Linked DNA regions of Homo sapiens: region 1 is linked to region 2. A link is a loop called in an ENCODE intact Hi-C map of the cell type or tissue named here. Cell type or tissue: PC-3. All regions are shown on one strand. Each heading gives the region's core, and the rest is flanking DNA. Links, peaks and the distances in the headings are about the cores only.

Evidence for each region. Peaks named below come from ENCODE experiments on the same cell type or tissue, not always from the same donor. Only the 100,000 strongest peaks of a DNase experiment are listed, where the experiment ranks them.
Region 1: it touches region 2 in a loop (2.5-fold over the local background); 6 of 110 quality-filtered maps call a loop at or near these places.

The regions. Positions count from the first base shown.
Region 1 is chr15:71,509,148-71,514,530 of GRCh38, forward strand. All of the region lies in intron 7 of THSD4 (thrombospondin type 1 domain containing 4), which reads left to right. The region is part of intron 2 of LOC107984716 (a long non-coding RNA gene); the gene reads right to left. Among named protein-coding and RNA genes, the nearest start is that of THSD4-AS2, 180 kb to the right of the region's middle. In PC-3, for the core only: no CTCF peak of the experiment used is centred there; no DNase peak of the experiment used is centred there.
Region 2 is chr15:71,445,726-71,451,108 of GRCh38, forward strand. All of the region lies in intron 7 of THSD4 (thrombospondin type 1 domain containing 4), which reads left to right. Among named protein-coding and RNA genes, the nearest start is that of THSD4-AS2, 240 kb to the right of the region's middle. In PC-3, for the core only: CTCF peaks have their summits at 3,058 (motif pointing right) and 3,269; DNase peaks (open chromatin) are centred at 1,796 and 3,076; H3K4me3 peaks cover 1,124 bases; H3K27ac peaks cover 3,492 bases.

The DNA of each region.
Region 1 (5,383 bases), core at 316-5,315, 63 kb after region 2:
AGGACTGTGTTTTCAGTAAGCAACATTTAGAAATGAGGGAAGGCCTACCTCCAGAATGAAGAACAGGCTTGTTTATTGCTTGCTGTGAATGCAGTGCATTCCCAAGCTCAGTATTCATCCACTGCATTGCAAACACACTGCATGTGGAATATGTCTGGACCTCTCTGCATTGCCCCTGTGGACTTGGAGACAAGGGGAACCGACTGCAAACACTGATATCCATGCTACTTGCTGTGCCATGAGTAATAAAGTCCTTTGTCTCATTATCCAAGATTCTCTGCTAGTATCCATGAAACCATGATAGATTAACTCATTAGCTTGTAAGTAAGTGGAGTAAAATCAACCCCCAGGCCAAGTAATGATTACATGTTAGTTATACAATGGTAGATGAGCAGCAAGGGCATTTCGACTTCAAGAAGCAAAGCATCTAACTTAATTTTACACAGCTAGTGGCAGAGCTAGAAATCAAACCTGGGTCTGTTGGACTCCAAATCCCACATATTTTATTGGCTGCTTTCACCATACTGTATCTTGCAGGCAGTAGGAACCATTTGATATGAAATTAATAAAGAACCTCAAATGGACTCTTCATTTTAAAAAGTGGTGGATCCTAGGTAGGTGTTAAGTCTGAAGCTACTTTCCCCAGGAAAGTTTGCCATCTGTTACCTATTTGGAGAATTTCTCTACCAAGCTACCCAACTGGTTTATTTAGATTGAATGATGAAAACATTTAAATCTGGTTGTTGTAGTGTTTCATTGGCTTTAAAAAGAATTTTTTTTCTCCAGCAGGCTCTAGTGCATAACTATTGTCGATATTTTTAAAAATGAAATGAATACAGTAGGAATCATTCTAATATCCATATTGGCAGAAGTTAGAAGCTTTTCATGCTGGAACGAAGAGGAGGTAATGAATAACCCTAGAGCTGTGTGTCGCTGCTCTACTGGGGCAAGATACATTTTATTAAAAACAGAACTTTGCCCATTGGTAGAAAGTTGTTGCATTGATAGAACACCCAATGCGCTTGCCACTAGCGCTCAGCACAGTGTCTAGTGTCTGGTAAACACTCAGTAATTGGTAGATTTTATTATGACTTGGTACTCGGTAAATGTTTTCCCAGTGAATGACAGCTGTTTGTTCATCCTTCACTTATTTTGTATTTATTGAGTGCCTACTGAAAGGACAAATCTATACTAGGCACTGAGGCTACAGCTGCAAACAAGGCAAAAGTGCCTGCCCTCATGGAGCTTATCTTTCAGAGGGGAGATTGATAATAAATGCACGGACATAGAATATCAGTGACCATAGCTGCTCTGAAGAAAAGTTGAATAGGAGAAACAGGCTGGAGAGAAAGATGGTGTGAGTGGGCTCTTCTAGATTCTGTGATCAGGGAGGTCCTTGCTTGGTTAGGACGTCTACAGAGTGACCTGAATACAGCATGGGAGCAAACAGCAGGGAGATGTGGCAATGCTGCTGCCTGGATTAGGGCAAAGCATGAGATGGACCTGAAGACAAACCAGGTTTTCTTCGTAGCCCAGCCTCATGTTCTGTTACGGACCACGGTCTCTCTACAGACCTTAACTCACCTGTAGTCTGGGGATAAACCTCATGCTTAACAACAGCAGGTAGAGTCTTTGGCATTGTGAAGGATAATTAAAAGTCTCATTATTTACCTCAGATTGCCATCAAAGAAGTAGAATCATTCTTTTTGCTTGAATGTGACAGTATTGCTATATGCTAGGCTCTTATATAAGAGGATGGGTGAGCTCACGTTTGGCGGTGTGGTCGAGTGATGTTTTGTGTGAGAGGATGGATGACCTCACGTTTGGCGGTGTGGTCGAGTGATGTTTTGTATGAGAGGATGGCTGAGCTTATGTTTGGTGATGTGATAAAGAGATGTTTTGCTGTAAGGGTCAAGGGGAGAAGTCTGAGTACAGAGCAAGATAAAGAAAATGTGGCTTCTGTCTTCAGCAGAGCCAATCAAATGGAAAGGGCACCAAATAATGGGAAACAGAGAGAACAAAGAGGAAGGGGGAAGAGAGTTGGACTGTTTGTGGCCTGTGTGTGGAACTGGTAACCAAGTTGGTCTTGAGGGACGTTTTAACAGACATTTGGTATTGGACTGAGGCAGAGTTTGGGGATGTCTCCACCAGCTTCTCTTTCTCAGATTTGGTTTAGGGGCCTGAAGAAGGAATAATAGATTCTCTCCCCTGCTACAGCTGAAGTGGGGAATAAAGGTGGGAGGATTCAGAGACTTTTCAAAGGCCAAGGTGTTCACTCTGAATTGAACACCACAGATTTTTGTTGTTGTTTTTCCTTCCTCCCAGGAAAAAGGAAAAAGATTTACTTTCACTACAAATATTTAAGGATCTGTTGAGTTCATTTTCACAAAAGAATTAAAACGTGGGAAAACCAAATTTCCCCCCTCCCACTGCTTTTGTTTTGGCTTTTGCTTAATTTTGTAACATTAATTCTTTGATCCTTCCAACCACAAATCATTTAAGTGACTTTGATTAAGTAATCACTTAACTTCCCAAATTCTTTGTATCATGATTGTATTTCTTGTCATATTTTATACAATTATAATGAGGTTTTACAAAGCAGGTTCAGATGCCAGCGCACCTGGGCTCCTCCTGGCGCACTGCGATTTAAAGCAAGTTATTTCACCTCTCAGGGCTTAGCTTTAGCATCGATAAGAAAAGCTTGGTATTTAATACACATCCCCCACAGAGACGGTGTCGGGAATTTTATTCAGTTAGTGTTTATAAAGGATCTTTATTGGCAACCCTAGGGAGGGTGATATACATGAATATTTTAATATGCAATGAACAATCTGCTGTTTGGGCCATCTAGGCAATGTTATGTAATGACCTATTATTTTGGCTTCATATCCCCTACAGAGACCTTTCTCTGGCTTCTCTGGAGACCGAGTTTTGTTGTTATCCCAGCAGCTAAGAAATCAGGGGGTAACCGCCCAGGCTGAACACATGGCAAATTCTATGCCTAATGTGTTCTTCTTTGGTGTGGAGGTTCCGATGATGTCTGCACAGGCCTGGGCAGCAACTTCCAATGTTTTGAGGGTTAATGCAAATCTGTGAAATACGAAACCTCCAGTGTAGCTCACAGGTTTTCTCAAAAATGCTAGCAAATTACCCTTAATTTTGCTCACTGTACAGCTTTATTAGGAGTACTGGTTGACTCCCACTGAGATTTATGCATTGCTGCATTGCAAAGGTTGAACCACTTCAGCCCGGCAGCGTTTTCCTGTGACCCCTGCGTTTACAATAACTATTAAAGACGACAGTAAAACATATATAATGGACATGGTTCAAATATTTCCCACTGCTTCTGAAATGATTATTTCTCCACAAGAGCAAAAGACCAGTGAAATCTGGGCTTAAGGCGAGGCAGCAACAAAAACCACGGGTTTTTAAGTTTAAGCTAATATTTAACATAGGATAAGGACTACTGGTAAATATTGATTTATCTTCTCTCCTATTCCCCTGGGGGCTTAATCTCGCCGCTCAGAACATTAAACAATTGTTTATTTTTCCACCAGTATTATAAAAACAATACTAGAATTCTTTTCCTTTTTTTTCTTTTTTTTAAGAAATAAAAAGTATCCAGTATCCCAGCAGGACAGAGCAACTGCGTAAGTGTTGAGTGAAACATCCATACGAGAGTAGGGCTTGTGGTAGCTCTGTTTTTTACAGGGACTTGCTTCTTTGCCTGGTCAGGACACAGATTTTTAGCTGCAATAATACTTGAAGGAGTTCTTTTAACTCTAGAAAATGAAAACATACATCTTGGTGCAGGAAGCTCAAAACCCAGTGTTTTACGAATAAGGAAATCAACAGAGATCAGAGCAAAGAAATTGATCCAAAATTTAAGCAAGGGCTCAGGAATGATAATCATGACACAGCTGATGAGTAGTGTTGAAGAAGATGCAGAATCAGAGGAATCTCATGGGAGACCAGACATCCACACACCACTTCTAGAGGCTTTCCAAGATGGCGTGAGCCGAGAGCTTCCTGTCATCTCTGTACTTAGGAAATGTGCCATCCTTGCATTGCCCTTAGCCTCAGTTTTACTGTTCCTTGTACATAGCGGGATTGTTACTTCCATCAAGCAAAGCAGTCCTTAAGTTTCATAGACTGTTACAGCATTGTCTAATTGGCTCCTCACCCTGTTTCAGATAGGTTAGGAAAGTATCTTTAAAACCACTTTATATGTCAAAGGACTTGTATTTAGAATATGGAAAGAACTCAATAAGACTAACAACTTAATAAAATGGGCAAAAGGCTTAAATTGACATTTAGCAAAAAAGATATATGAAGGGCCAATAATTACATGAAGGTGGTCAACATCATAAATCATCAGGAAAATGCAAACGAAAACCTCCTTGCAGAACCACTAATGCTACTTTATTCTCAATACCAAGGTGAGGATGAGAGACTGAAACACTCACACATTGCTGATGGGCGTGTAAAATGGTACAACCACTTTGGACAACTGACCCAGCAATGAAATTGCTGGGTATTTACTCAGGAGAAATCAAAATACAGACACAGAGGACTTGAACATGAATATTATTAGCAGCTCTATTCGTAGTAGCTCAAAACTGGAAACAACGCAAACATCTATCAATAGGTAAATAGATAAGTTGTGGCTTCTGCATGCAATAGATATACTCAGCAACAAAAAACAAACTATTGATTCAACACCATGGATGAGTCTCAGAAACATTATGTTGATCAAAAGAAGCCAAACACACAAGAATTGATCTGTAACATTCCATTTATATGCAGCTCTAGGAGAGGTGGAACTATGATGATGAAAGTCAGAAAGTAGTTGCCTCCATTTAGGGAAATTGACTTACTTGTTTACTTGCTTTATTTAGGGAAATTGACTTACTTGCTTAAGTAAATGGGTGAGCCAGTGCTTGAACTCAGGCCAACAGATCTCAGGGCTAGGGCCCCACTGGCTACATCACACTCTCTCAGCATAGAAGGAAGGTGAGGAAGAACGAGGCACAGCAGCTGGGGAGCAGAAGGAAGGCAGGTAAGGTATCAGGAGAAAGGAAAGGCAGAAGTCACTGAGGTCACATTTCTGTCCTGGGCATAAGGCTCATAATGGCACCTGTGATGGAAAGAGGCCCTTCCATCGTGGCCACCTGCAGAAGTAATTAGGAGGGCTTGACAGATGTGGGAGAGAGAAGCATCATCATCCAACTGGTGGAGCCTGCCAGTAGAGAAGGTATTAAAGTTATTCTCTTGTTGGTATCCAAATGGGATTTTTATCATCATAGTCCCACCTCTCCTAGAGCTGCATATAAATGGAATGTTACAAATCAATTCTTGTGTGTTTGGCCTCTTTTGATCAACA
Region 2 (5,383 bases), core at 328-5,327:
GGACCACTGTTTTGGCTGACTGGAAAGAGGTGATGATTTATCTTCATGGCTAATGGCTCAGAAAGTTCTTTTCAAGGTTGTAGAATTCAAATGTTATCCATGACGGGATATGAAATCCTTACGATGTGCTTTGCTTTTTTTGTACATCAAAGCATTAAGCATGGGACAAATTTTGCTGAGCTTAATTGTGGAGATGAGTCCATGTTTTACACCATTTAGCAAAATGCAGTTGCAAGATCGCTCTGCCTAATTGTCTAACAGGGACTTCAAACCTTGAGATAATTAAGACTGAATTTATTTCCTTCAACTCTCCCAAAAGAAAATAACTTTGGATACTTTCTTCTGTATCTCCATGAACAACATCTAACTAATCACCCAGGCCAGAAATATAAATGTCAATATCAATTCCGCTTTCCATCCCCTGACTCTATCCCATAGTGAAACTGTCCCAAGGAAACTACCTCCTTAGTAGTTCTCTCTACTTTGTTCTTTGTTCTTCTTCCCGCCATCACTTCCTTTCTTTAAACCTTCATCATTAGTTGTGTAGATAAGTATAGCAACCACTTTAATGGTCTTCCTTTATTTAGCATTGCCCTTTCTTATACAGAATTGCCAGTGTCGTCTTGTAAAATAGGAATCAAAATGTGTCACTCTCCTGTAAAACTTCCAGTAATTCCTCCACGGTCTTTAGGTCTCTGTTTAGTTCTACAGTGTTGTTTTATCACACTACTATCTTACCTTATACGTTGGTCTTGAATACCTCTAGTTTTCCAAACAAGTCATCTTTTGTCATTTTTCTCAGTGCTTTAGTATATTCTGCTGCTTCTGCCTAGAATGCCTTACATAGCAGGATATTTTTGGCTGCAGGTAACAGAAAATCCAATGCAAAGGCTTAAACACTAAGAGTTTAAGCACATAAAGATGGGTGTCTGGTGGTTCTAGGGCTGATTAATGGCAGCAATTCGGTAGTGTCATCAAGGACAAGTTTCTCTTCATTTTTTCTCTCTGCCAAACTCTGTGTGGCCTCCTCAGGGTCACTTCCCTCCAGTTTTCAGGATGTCTGCCACAGATCTGAGCATCTCGGGAAGACATGAAGTCCAGCAGGAGGAGGAGCCTATTCTTTCTTGTGCATGCTCTTTAAGAGTCAGGGACATGTTTCTAGAAGCCCTCAAAGAAAAACTTGTCTTTTGTCTTAGTAGTGAAAACTGAGTCTCATGCTCATCTGTAGCCTGTCACTGGCACAGGGATTTAAAGAAGTCAGGGGAGTGGGCCGGGGGAGACAAGGACACAGGAATGAAAACGAAGGCACTGTTAGCATGGAGGAAGGGGGAAGTGCCCAGTGGGTTTGCAAACAACAGTGTCCTCTGTTGCCCTCTTCCCTCCATTTTTTTTGTTTTTTTTTTTTTTTTTTTTGGAGACAGAATCTCACTCTGTCGCCAGGCTGGAGTGCAGTGATGCGATCACGGCTCACTGCAATCTCCACCTCTTGGGTTCAAGGAATTCTCCTGCCTCAGCCTCCCTAGTAGCTGGGACTACAGGCATGTGCCACCTCGCCCAGCTAATTTTTGTATTTTTAGTAGAGACAGGGTTTCACCATGTTGGACAGGATTGTCTTGATCTCTTGACCTCGTGATCCGCCACCTTGGCTTCCCACCTTGGCTTCCCAAAGTGCAAGGATTACAGGCATGAGCCACCACGCCCAGCCCTTTCCTCCTCTTTGCCAGGCTAATTGTTGAATACTCAGCTAATGAGTCACCCTCGGAGAGACTTCTCTGACCACCTCTCTTCCTTTTGATGCCTTCTGACAAGTTAATACAGCTATAGAATTTATCCTACCAGACCACAAGTGCCTCGAGGTAGGACTGTCTTTTAGTATCTGTCATAGTTACTGGCACATAGCTACAGGCATATGTGCTAATATTTGTTGAATATAAAAATAAAAGACAAAACCTGAGTTGTGTCAATTAGCGATGACATTCTCCTTGCCACAGAAACCCTAGAGTGGTTTAACCAAAAGAGATACTGTTTTTCTCATGGAACAACTCCAGAGGAAGAGGTCCTGGGCTAATAAACATGCACTTACAATTCATCACAGGCTTGGGAGCCTTCTAGAGTCTTGTTCTGCTCTCCTTGGCATGTCACTGCATGTTCTCATGAACACATCCTGGCTCTTCCACCTCCTGAGTCCATGTTCCAGGCAAAAAGAAGGACTAAAGGTACAGGTTACTTGTCAATTGAATCTGTGGCTTTTCCTCTGGTAAACAGTAGCTTTCTCGGCAGCTCTGCTTACTTGACTTCTGGTTATATCCCATGAGCCAGGCACAGATCTGGTTTTACGGGACAATGCCAAAACAAACATTGTCAGGGTTCTGTTAGGGTCACAAGAAGATTTACTCTATTTCTTGTTCTGTCTGCCTGCTTGAAACAATAGCAGCCATTAAAAGTTGTTATGTGGAAGTCTTGTATTATATACTAGAAATGGGCCTTGTAAGAATGACTTGTATCATATTGTCCACATCCTCATTGAGAATATTAAGAAGACAATGTTGAGAAGACTGACGCCCAGAGAAATGTCATTTGCCCAAGGCAAAATCAAATATTTTGGTGGCAGAGACTGCTTAGGAAACAACCGGTCCTTATCTCAAGTCTAACTCCCTTAACATTTGGGGGCATTTCATAATTTGATCTTGAGGTAATAGATATTAGATGTATTAACTTCTTTTTCCAGCCTTACATAACAAAGTCTTCAGAAACAGAAACCGTATTTGCGTGGTTTGCTGTAAGTAATGCCTAGTATGGAGTCATGTAATGATTCTTTTAAATTTAAATTTAAATTATTGATTTTTGTGGATACATAGTAGGTATATTATGGGGTACATGAGATGTTTTGATACAGACATGCAACGTGAAGCAAGCACATCATGGAGAATGGGGTATCCATCCCTGAGTCCTGTAATGATCTTAATGCAGTCCTTCCTGCTTTCTCTGCAGGGACTTTTAGGAAGATGTAGGAAGGAATGATTTGTCCACTGTGGCTGCAGTTACCTCCATTAACTCTAGATGGCACTCATGCATTGATTGGGAAACCAGTCACTGATAATATTAACTGCCTGGTAGAAACTGACAAATTCTTCAGTCAGGGTGGTGAAAAGTTAAATATAGGTGGCTCCCAGGCATGGCTGGGTGAATAGATTGGTCAAAGGAGAAGTGGTGAAAACTGGGGACTGGCTGTAAACACATTTCATGAGTACATACAAACCCCCTTGCCTTCTGTTCATTCTCCCTCACAGCAGCCAAAGTGGGCAAACCAGAAAATGGACTGGCCAGCCTTACCAGTGTGCCTGTCTGACCAGCGGGCGACCTGGTCACTGCCCCAGAGGGTCAAGGGAAACCTATTCTCCTTGGCCACATTCCTTGAGATGGTGATCACAGAGGACACTCAGTTGCCACATCAGGACTTTGATATTCAGATGGAAAAGGCTTATATGTTGATTTGAGTTAGTAATTAGGGCTTTTAAACTGCTCTTGTCGACATAAACACATACACTATTATTCAGTACTTCTGGTTTAAAACTCTTGTTCCACTGAACACATTATTTGGGGGTACATTGATACTGTTTCTATGTGGCATTTCAGACACTGGTGAAGAACATGAGCTTTGGAGTCAGACTTGGGTTGCTGTCTGGGTTCCATCACCTACTAACTATTGTGTGGTCTTGGGCAGGTTAATTAACCTCTCTGCGCCTCAGAAAATATGGAGGTGATAATAAAACCTACTTCACAGAGTCATTGTGAAGATGGAGATAATTCTGTGTAGTACTTACAGTGCCTGCTACTCTGTAAGTACTAAAAATACAATCAGCTGTTATTTTTATTACCATGTAATCTAAAGACATGAAAGTCACACAGGACAATGATGATAATCGGTTGTCCCCATCCTGTGTAGACATTTTATAGTCACTTTAGCCTGGGTTGTAAAGTGTTGGGAGCAAAATGAGAAGTAAAATTTAACAGTTCAAGTGAAAATAGCGTTTGAGAAGTAAGTAGATTTAATTGGGAGAAAATTGATTTATACCCAATATGCAGGCCCAACTACTAGAAAATGAAAAGCAGTCATCTTAATACCAATTGTTATCCACCTAGTTCCTTGGGTAGCTTTTACCACAAATTCATGATAGAATTTGTAGACAGGAACAAAAAACTACTTAGGATTAAAAGTAGGAAAAGAAACTACTTCCCATATTAAGGTCCTATGACAATGCAAAGAGGTGGATTGGGACTCTGGCCTAGGGCAGCTGTCCAGGGTGGACACGGATGGCCATAGGAGTTGTGATGTGCAAACGAAGGAACAAGGGAAGGAGGGATTGTGTGGGACAAATATATAAATCCAGCAGTGTGTGTTTGAAAACTCAAGGATGGCAGACCTGTTGCTTCTTTCACTAACCCGCTGCGCCTTGAGTCATTGTAGTTAGTGAATTGGGTGGCTGCGTGTCCATATGCCTCATTTGACTGGCATAGCTGCCTGGAGGAAGCTTAGGCCTGGAAAAAAGTGGAGACTCATGCTCTGGGTGCCTGGTGATTGTAGGCCCAGGTGAGAATAATGCAGGCAATTGAAGATTTTTTTTTTTCTTGCTCTAATTTTCACCTGAGAGCTATGCCCACTCAGAGAGGGTTGGGGGAGAGTAGAACAGGAAAGAAACAGAAGACACTTTGGGTTTGGGCTCAGAAGATTCAGCTCACATCCAGCTTCTATCACTTACAAGTTGTGTGCTCATTCACAAGTTGCTGCTGCTCTCCAGGTTTCAGTTTTCTCATCTGCAAAATGGAAATAATAATTCTTATAGCATCCAAGGTTATGTAACAAGTATAAATTAGTGACAAATTGGAGTCTGTGGAGGTGTAACTTTGCTCATAACTCAGCTCAAATTGTTCACAAGCCCCCATTTCACTTGGTAGTGTAGGGGAGGGAAATGTGGCTTGCCCCTCACCCTTCTAGGTTCCTTGGCTGGGCTATGAATTAAATTGACATAAGACAGATTAACAGGAGGAAAGCCACATTTAATTATATAAGTACACACGGGAGCCCCACAAAATATGAGACTCAAAGAAGGGTCAGATGACTGAAGCCTATATTGCATCCTGAGCTACAGAAAGGAATAGTGGGGCTAGGAGCCGGGCGTGGCGGCATACTCCTGTAATCTCAGCACTTTGGGAGGCCAGAGCGGATGGATTGCTTGAGGTCAGGAGTTTGAGACCAGCCTGGTCAACATGGCGAAACACCGTCTCCACTAAAAATGCAGAGATTGGCCAGACATGGTGGCACACACCTATAATCCCAGCTACTCAGGAGGCTGAAGTGGGAGAATCACTTAAACCCGGGAGG